Regions from separate parts of the Homo sapiens genome. Here region 1 is linked to region 2. Evidence: read pairs that join two places in POLR2A ChIA-PET (ENCODE). Cell type or tissue: OCI-LY7. All regions are shown on one strand.

Region 1 (5,000 bases), 1.0 Mb after region 2:
GGTGCAAGAACCTGCTTAACACTTTCCTTGTCTTTATGGTAATCACTCCCCAGTAGGAGTGCTGGCAGGGGCTGCTTACATGACAGGATCTCCAGAGATTACCCAGCCCAAGAACTTCCTTTGAAAATCAGAGCCTAAATGTGAAGCGTTGAGCCCAAGGTCAAACAGCTCATCTATTGCAGAACCAGATCTTGGCATAGTCTTTCTTCTAGTCCCAGAGGCAGCCTTCCCTTATGCGACAGCTTTTCCAAGGGTTATGCTGGTTATGTAACTAGACTACTCAGGGTTCCAACACCAATCGCCTCATAGGAGTTCTGTACTCAGGCAGTTATTGCCTGCTCCTGTGTGAATAAGATCAGATTACCTTTGCTCCAGGAAATCACTCCGATCCAAGGAGATGGTGCTGTGGAGCGATTAAGAGCATGTGACACTAATGTCTGAATGCCTCACTTTCAAGCCAGCACAGCCTCTTATTCTTGGGCAAGCTGCCTAGCCTCTCCATGCCTCAGTTTGCTCATATGAAAAATGGGGGCAAATTAACCAAACTATGTTACAATAATTAAATGAGGTAATTATTCTAATGCACCTACCGCAGGGTCTGGCACATTATAAGGATGTGTTAAAGGTTGGTTATTGTTGTTGTCGTCATTGTCATTGTCATCATCATCATGAATTACATTGTTTTTCCTTTGCTGGGAATTGAACCAGGGAGAGAAAGCAGGGCTGGTTCATTTTCTCCCACCAGCATGAGCCAGAGGAGGCGCTTCCCTTGGGGACATAAGCAATAAACTCCAATCAATGGTTAATTCAGGTTCTGCTTGAGTTTAAAGGCAGGTATAGAAATGTATAAATTCAGCATACTTAACTTTGGTAATAAAAATTAAGAAAAACTCTATTTTTTAAGAGCAAAGTACCAGCCCACATCTCTAAACTAACTTTTCTCTTTTATAAGACCATTTTAACTGTTTCTGCTAGGTAATGATCATTTAATCAAGGGCATAAAAAGATAAATAAATTGTGGGTACTGCCTTCAAGGAGGCTTTCTTAAATATTTATTTTTTAATTGACAAATAATAAGTGTACATATGCATGGGGCACATAGCGATGTTTTGATACATCAGGGTAATCAGCATATCCATCATCTCAGATATTTATCATTTCTTTGTGTTGGGAACATTCAATATCCTCTTTCTAGCTATTTGAAACTCTATTATTGTTAACTATTGTCATTCTACAGTGGTATAGAACGCTAGAACTTATTCCTCCTATCTAGTTGTAATTTTATGTCCTTTAACAAAACTTTCTGTATGCCCTCCACCTCCCCCTACCCTTCCCAGCCTCTAGTATCCTCTGTTCTACTTTTTACTCCTATGAGATCAACTTTTTTAAGCTTCCACGTATGAATGAGAACATGTGGTGTTTAACTCTCTGTTTTTGGCTTATTTCCGTTAACATAACGTCCTCCAGTTCCAACATCCATGTTGCCATGAATGGCAGGATTTCACTGTTTTTTAATGGCTAAATAGTATTCCATGGTGTGTATATGCTACATTTTCTCTATCTATTCATCTGTTGTTGGACATCTAACTTGATTCCATATCTTGATTATTGCGAATAGTGCTGCAGTAAACATGGGAGTGCGGAGGTCTCTACAAGGAGGCTTTTAAAGGCAGAACTTGCCGCCTTTCTTCCCATTCGCTTGGGTGTCATTCCGTGACAGGTTTGGAATCTTGATAAACTAAATAGAGCCATGGCTGAAATTCTCCTTGTTTCACTAGCCCTCCTGCTTCCTTCCCTGCAGACCACCATTCCTAATGGGATGGTTCCCCAGGCTTCAAGCTCTTCCCAGTTCTCTTTAAGCCCGGTCAGCTGCTTTCTGCTGAAGAGTGGAAGGATACATTCAACATGTTTTTAAATTTTCTGTATCCTGATGCTTTGACACCTGGGGCTGTGCTGATGACCCTGGAGGGACTGCCACTCCCAGGGTTAGCCAATTCCGAGAAACAGTAAATGACTCACGTGGGAGGGCGCACCTTTCCTATGCAAACCAACCGATCCAGTATCCATACCCCCAATCACTTCCTTTATTGGGCCGTCTCTCGGGGCCACCATCCACCTACTCTAATCACCCCAGGGCCAGTAACAGACAACTAGGGACAGTCCCTGTGCCCCAAAGTTCACTGAACTTATTCAAAGGAGCCAATCCTGAGCCTGTTTACCCTGTCTTGCATTACCATTCCTGCAGAAATCACAATAAAGGCTCTTGTCTGCATTTTCCCCTTGCTCCCTCGGGCCCCTGACCAGCCCTGATGCTTCCCCATATGCCCCCACTGCATGACAAGCTGTGCCTCCTGTTTTATACCCATGGGGAACTCTCTAGAATTTCATAGGGAGCTTTTAACAGCCATACCCTAGACCAATTAAATCAGAACCTCTAGGAATGTGACCCAAACTTTAAGTATTTTTTTTAATTCCCCAGGTGATTCGAAAGTGTAGCCAACTTTGAGAATGGGTGCTTTAAAACATCCCCATCGACGTTTTCATAGTACACATTTCTAAGTTAAAAAATCTTTCCCATAGTAATCTCCAATGTCTTCCTTCAAATACTAAAAAATGTGGAGGGTACTTTAACTTAGAATCTTACCCTCTCCCCTATCTGCTGCCACTTATATCTACATTTATGCCTCAATTGCATAATTATCCATGAGGGAGATCAGATTTTGCCAATAAAAAAGATTTTACCCAAGACAGTGAGGAACTTTTGGTGAAGAAGGGGTTAAGATGATAGCCAGCCCAGTTGCATGCTGGGAATTGTAGTACAATAGTAGCGCCCAGCCAGTGAGGTGCTACCAGCTCCGAAGCAGCTCACGGTATCCCTCATTCCACACAGCCCATCAGAGAGGCAGTGTCCAGCAGTGGCTAATGCTGTGGACATCAGAGCCAGGACACCTAATTTCGATACCAGCACCACCTTTCACTAGCTACAGGACCCTGGGCACACGACTTAACCTCCTGACCCTCTGTTTCCTTTTCTGCTAATATAGGGGAAATAATAGTAATATCTATCTAGCCCATGGGATTGTTATGAGGATTAAGTGAGTTAATATGGGTAAAGTGCTTTAGAATGGCAGCTGGCACATAATACGCATTTTATAAGAGTCAGCTTTCATTATTATTACTTCTCAACCCCTTTCTTGGCCCAAGTTCTATTCTCATGGACTATAAAAGGTGAAAATCCCCTGATTCCACAGTTAGAACATGCGAGTTTAGCTGTCCTTGGAGAAAGTATTCATATCTATTTGTCTAAATTGTCTTCTGGTCATTTCTCTTTAAAACCATAAGGTTGAGTTAGGGGCAAGGGCCAATGATATTAGCTATCAGAGCCCAGCACTCCTACCCAAATGAGCATCGCTGGATTTCACCTGCCCAGCCTGTTCTCTCTGCTCTGACAGCAGTACCCAACTTGCTTTTGTGGAACCACCTCTCTCCCACCATGTGCACTCTTGGTGAGATTGCCAGTCAAGGTGCCCCACTTTCCCAGGGCAATGGGCAGGGGTGCCTGACCCAAGATCAGTCCACCATACTCATCTTTTGGGGAGGAACATAAGGATAAGAACAGGTTGGACTGAATTTGCCAGAGGGCATCATCCATTAGCTCCTGCCACATAGATTCCCAAGCTTTCACAAGTTCCTTCATTCTAAATCCTGCTTGGTCAACCCTTCCTTGGATTCTGTGAGTCACTCAATCACCATGGCAACAAGGTCCTTTTACACTTATGTTGGCAGAGTCAGTGTCTGTCACTTGCTACCAAAGAGTCCTAATGACACACTACTGCCAAATAATCTTAAAGATTGGCCCTCAATCCCCTTCCCACTTATTTCCAGTGGAACTATCAGTAGTCCAGTGCCTTTTTTGCAACATTCTTTCCATGTACATCATCACTAATCCTAATATCAACAATGCAGAGATAGTATTGTTATTTTTACTTCCTTGTTGCAAATGAGGCACAGAGAAGCTAATCAACTTTCCTAAGTTCACACAGTCAGTGAAGAACAGAAACAATATTCCGACAGGTCTAATTGCTAACTTCAACCAGTAAGTGAAATTTATTGGAGTCAAGATCACTTCCCTGCCATTTTGGACTCCTGGGTTGGGAAAGGATCTTTAGCATCCTCTCATGCAGTTTTTTTTTCCCTTTCTTTTTCTTTTCTCTTCTTTTTTTTTTTTTGGTTGTAAACTGAAAGAAGCATGATTTATATCACAGCTGTGCCTTCATACACACACAAAGAATGGAAACAAAGGCTTCACAAGGCAATAGTTATCCTTACTGGTGCAATATGCTCCAATTTTGTATTTGAAATGATTTATTTTTCAAATTCTACTTGTACTCACTAGATTGATATTGATGTCCCGATCCACTATCATATCTGACACGCAGCTTTGCAAACCCTGCTCTGTTGAGAAAGCTGCTTAAAATGACACCAGTTTGCATGTCTGAGTGTTTGTAAAAGGAGGCAAGGCCAAGCTTGATCTTCTAAGCCTCCTAATAGTGATTTGTTTACTTGTACAATGTGTGTTTCCTAGGCCACACCAGCCTGAGGGGAAAACTGGGATCATAACCAGGCACATGCTGTTCCTTTCTCACTCTGCTTTCAACAGCTCTTCCAGAACCACCAGAAGCCCCCAGACGAGAACCCCCTTCTGGTCTTTCTGAGGATGTCCAGGGAACACTGTACATGTGCTCCCAAACATCATTCCTTGTCCCTCATTTTCCTTCTCTTCTGCTCTGCCTCCCTGCTGGGATCCTTTCCCAGTGCCTTTGATGTCTGCAGGGCTGTCACTGCTGCTGGGCCACCAAGGCTGAGCTGCTGCTGGTGAAAAATTCCATGACTTTAGTCTGACTCCCAGGCCTGGATGGGAGCATTGTTTGTCTCACCTCTTCAGCAGCCTCTGGTGTCACCACTGTGCATAGTTCCTTATAGCACCTGCATGCCATGCA
Region 2 (5,000 bases):
AAGTGAAAGGTGAAGAAGTCAAAGGGGAGCTTTATTTAGTGTTAGCACAGCTCAGAGGAGACCCACAGTGGGTAGCTCCTCTCTGTAGGCAGGTTGTCCCATGGAGTGTTCAGCTCTCAGCAGAGACGAGGCCCTGGAGAGGGTAGCTCCTCTCCACAGGCGGGTTGTTAAGAGCATCTCTGCTCTCAGCAGAGAGGGTAGCTCTTCTCTGCAGCTAGTCTTGCCATTGTCTCTCCATCCTCTGCCCTCTTCTTGCTGATCCCAGGGCTCAGAGGGGAGGAAGTATGTGTTGATTGGTCCATGGGCAGCCATAGGTGACCTGGAGGAGGCACAAGTCCCCACTCCAGTCTGCGGGACTGGCAGCCCAGCCCCCAGCCTTCAGGCCCTCTCTGGCCTGAAGGTGTGGCCTTACTGGAACCTGCTCCCTTCCCTCCAGGAATCTGTCTGCCTTCTGCTGCCATTCATGACCCCGGGGCTCAGCCCCAACCCTGCTTGGAGATTGGAGCAGGCACTGGGAGAGGAGAGGCCAGGCAATGGGAGCAGACAACCCCAGGCCTGCAGGTATGTTTGGGGAGGGGCCTTCTTGGGCCCCCGCGGGTGCAGGCTGCAGAGATGCCTGGGTCCTGTGCCTGGGAGGGCAGCTGCAGCTGCACTCTGGGAGCTACCACCCCTCCAACTTGGAAGCCTCTTCCTCTGCTTGTCCCTGGCTCCTGCCTGCTCTGTGGAGCAGGAGGCCCAGGTCTACAGCTGCAGGTCCAGGGGCTGCAGTTGCACCCAGGAGGGCAGATCCTGCCTGCTCCTGGCCACCCTCAAGAGTGAGGGGAGGCTTGCGTCCACAGCTGCAGTTTGGGTGCCCGTATCCCCACCCAGGGGGGCAGGGCCCCTGCCTGCTCAGTAGAGCAGGAGGCCTGGGTCTGTGGCCATGGTCAGCTGCCGTCATTGGGATGACAGTCATGAGCCACTAGCCTGACCCTTCCTTCCTCTTCTCACCTTCTGGTAGCTCCTGCAAACTTTGGAATTCCTTGGTTTGTAACTGTGTTACTCAATCTCTGCCTTTATCTGCACATGGCCTTCTCTCCTGTGTCTTTCTGTGTTTTTCCCTTTTTTTTTTTTTTTTTTTGAGACCGAGTCTTGCTCTGTCGCCCAGGTTGGAGTGCAGTGGCTCAGTCTCGGCTCACTGCAAGCTCCGCCTCCCGGGTTCACGCCATTCTCCTGCCTCAGCCTCTGAGTAGCTGGGACTACAGGTGCCTGCCACTGCGCCTGGCTAATTTTTTGTATTTTTAGTAGAGACGGGGTTTCACCGTGGTCTTGATCTCCTGACTTGGTGATTTGCCTGCCTCGGCCTCCCAAAGTGCTGGGATTACAGGCGTGAGCGACCGGTTTTTTCCTTTAAGGACACTAGTCATTAGGTTTAGAGCCCACCCTTATCAAGTATGATCTTACTTTAACTAATTATATCTGCAAAGACTCTATTTTCAAGTAAGGTCACATTTTTAGGTTCAGGATGGACATGAATTTTGGGGGGAACACTTATTCAGCCCACCCTGGTGGCTGTACCATGTCGCATTCCCTCTAGCAATGCCTGAGAGTTATAGTTGTTCCCAATCCTCACAACTTCAGGCTTAGCAACTTTAGGAGATAGAATAGTTTCATGAGAAGTCTCAGGACTGTCTCTCATTGGGCTGCCTTGGCATACATGCGTGTTCATCCTTGAACTTATCGCTACAGCCCAGACATGGAACATGATGGTTGGCCAGGATGTGGTCATATCCCTACTCCTAAAGGTAGGGATGGGGAGGGGTCAGTGCCACATGAATCACGTAAATTGATTGTGGATAAGGGGCTTCCTGGAAGAAAACTAGGGAGATGTTAACAGAAGAAGAGGAACTGAAAGATTGTCAGGTAAAAACAACTAATTTCCTCTACAAATAGGAAAGTGCCTTTTGCAACCGCTCCTTATCAGTTTCCAACAACTGCTGGAATCAAAGCAATTGATTGTTTTCTATGTGCCAGGCACTATGCCACGTGTTTTACATGGCTCCAAGTTCCCCAGCATTCCTCTGGGGAAGATTCCATTACTCTCACCTTTTTTTTTTCTTTTTTTTTTTTGAGGTGGAGTCTCGCTCTGTCACCCAGGCTGGAGTGCAGTGGCATGATTTCTGCTCACCGCAACCTCCACCTCCCAGGTTCAAGCGATTCTCCTGCCTCAGCCTCCTGAGCAGCTGGTATTACAGGCGTCTGCCATCATGCCCAGCTAACTTTTGTATTTTTAGTAGAGACAGGGTTTCACCATGTTGGCCAGGCTGGTCTTGAACGCCTGACTTGAAGTGACCGCCGACCTCGGCCTCCCAAAGTGCTGGGATTACAGGCATGATCCAACGTGGCCGGCTCACCCTTTTTACATGTAGGAAACTAAGACTTGGAGACTTTGGATAACATTGCAAAAGTCATGTAGCTATTAGGGGGTGACCCTGGATCCTGGGCCAGGTCTGCTAACATCAGTGCCCACTATACTGTCCTTGTATTTCTCCCCAGTCTCCCAACCAGCCAGTCTGTCCCTGTCTACCTTGATTTGACCCTTTCATTGACATGCATAATTTCTTGGAGTGGTAACTTTTTTTTTTTTTTTTTTTTTTTAACATTTCAGGGCTTCTCCTAGGGATAACCTCTGCTTCCTGCTGAGTTCTGGATCTAGAGCACAGGCAGGTTTCCTCCCCTTTCTCCTGTAGCTACTGAACTCTGACTTTGTAGTGGTGGAGTGTCTGGGGCCCAAGAGAGATTTCTGTCCTTCACCTGGCAATAGTAGACCGCTAATTTATATCAGAGTGTGTTTCTTGCCCCTCCCCCAGGGGCAGACAGGCACTACCTTGTCCTCAGACAAGGCTCAAAGCATGAATGGGCTTCCCTAGGTATGCCTGCTCCACCCTAAAACCTTGGCAGGTGCTGTAGGGCTGTACCACCAAGGGGGAAGGGTCTCCCAGGCCTACTGTGCTGTTTCCAGTCTTTCTCATGCATGCCGAGTAGAGGCCAGTGGAAAAGGATGGCAAGCAGATGGGGATTTCTCTGTGTCCAGCGTGCTCAGGGCTTCTAAACTGCCATGCTAGCTTATCCTTTGCCGGTAAGAATTTGTTTTCTTCTTATCCAGTTTTCTGATGATTGTCTGTTCTTCCCATTCTCTGCCAAAAGAGGAAACAGCTGGTGTGTCTTGTCCCTTTTTGGAAGGACTTGTGAGCCTTAGGAATTCAGTTCCCTTGATTGCTTTGTATAACAGCGCAATTCGCTGATGGACTAAAACAAAATTATGGTTTTGTATGTCTTATAGGTTATCCATTTTTTAATGTATTTATTTGACACATTGCGGGGTTTTTTTTTGTTTTGTTTTTGAGACAGAGTCTCACTCACTCTGTTACCCAGGCTGGTGCACAGTGGCACAATCTTGGCTCACTGCAACCAACCTCTGCCTCCCGGGTTCAAGCGATTCTCCTTCCTCAGCCTCCCGAGTAGCTGTGATTATAGGTGCCCGCCACTATGCCCAGATAATTTTTGTATTTTTAGTAGAGATGGGGTTTTGCCATGTTGGCCATGCTGGTCTCGAGCTCCCTCCTGACCTTAGGTGATCTGCCCGCTTTGGCCTCTCAAAGTGCTGGGATTACAGGCGTGAGCCACCGCGCCCGGCTGGTTATCCATTTTTCTCTTGTGTATGCCAGCCTCACAGAGTGTGGGATATGAGAAAGAAAGGATCCTAGGGTCGAATAAACTTGAGAAATTTGTCATGTCTTATCCTCTTCTGGATATTTACATGGCACATTCATATCTTAAAGACCCTGAGAATTCCTGCAAAATAGAGAAATACATATATATTGAGATGGAGTCTTGCTCTTGTTGCCCAGGCTGGAGTGCAATGGCACAATCTCGGCTCACTGCAACCTCCGCCTCCCAGGTTCAAGCAATTCTCCTGCCTCAGCCTGTCAAGTAGCTGAGATTACAGGCGTGCACCACCACACCTGGCTAATTTTGTAGTTTTAGTAGAGACGGGGTTTCACCATGTTGGTCAGGGTTGTCTCAAACTCCTGACCTTAGGCAATCCACCAGCCTCGGCCACCCAAAGTGTTGAGATTGCAGGCATGAGCCACCACACTTGGCCTTGAGAAATAAATTTAACTTTGTTTAACAAAGTGTCCCTAAAGTTTGTTTGATCATAGAACCCTTTGCTTGTGTAGCACTCATTATTTCCCTTAGAATTAATATTCTGTGAACACCGTTCGGAAAATAGAGGCTGGATGTTGATGTTTTATTGTCTGGGAACCTGGAACCAAAATAGAAAGCCAGGATCCGTAAAGATAGTAACAGAATTGTTGTGGGTATTTCTAGAACCAAAAGCCATCCTGGAGATTGGGTGGAGGTTCTGGGTGATACCGAGGCACTCAGCAACGGCCTTGGTCAGTAGTCCGTGTTTCATCTTGTATGCTATAACTTCAGAGATGGCCGGGTGTGGTCACTCACTCCTGTAATCCCAGTGCTTTGGGAGGCCGAGGCGGGTGGATCACTTGTGGTCAGGAGTTTGAGACCAGCCTGACCAACATAGCAAAACCTCGTCTCTACTAAAAATCCAAAAATTAGCTGGGCGTGGTGGCAGGCACCTGTAATCCCAGCTACTTGGGAGGCTGAGGCAGGAGAATTGCTTGAACCCGGGAGGCAGAAGTTGCAGTGAGCAGAGATTGCACCACTGCACTCCAGCCTGGACAACAGAGTGAGATTCTATCTCAAAACACAAACAAAAACAAAAACAACAAAAGACTTCAGAAAGGATACCTGGATGAATGAGACACAAAGTCAAAATAAAATGTCTGGAAGTCTCTAGATCATTCCATGGACTCTCCTTTCTGACACACCCATCTCACTCTCTGAAACCAATAAGAAATCTCTTCCTGGCCCCTGTGTTTATATGGCTTGCTCCGATGGCTGGTGCTCACCAACCCTGCTGTGGTTGGGGCAGACCC

What was found. Peaks named below come from ENCODE experiments on the same cell type or tissue, not always from the same donor. Only the 100,000 strongest peaks of a DNase experiment are listed, where the experiment ranks them.
Region 1: POLR2A ChIA-PET joins it to region 2 with 5 read pairs; 1 of 35 experiments calls an interaction of 5 or more read pairs at or near these places.

Annotation. Positions count from the first base shown.
Region 1 is chr10:93,749,217-93,754,216 of GRCh38, forward strand. It overlaps LOC101927013 (a long non-coding RNA gene), which reads right to left. Exons shown (of 3, transcript XR_246160.5): 2 at 591-768. Among named protein-coding and RNA genes, the nearest start is that of LGI1, 6.2 kb to the right of the region's middle. RefSeq lists an enhancer at 1-868. In OCI-LY7, no CTCF peak of the experiment used is centred here; a DNase peak (open chromatin) is centred at 2,825.
Region 2 is chr10:92,714,228-92,719,227 of GRCh38, forward strand. No RefSeq gene overlaps it. Among named protein-coding and RNA genes, the nearest start is that of HHEX, 27 kb to the left of the region's middle. In OCI-LY7, no CTCF peak of the experiment used is centred here; a DNase peak (open chromatin) is centred at 124; H3K27ac peaks cover 692 bases.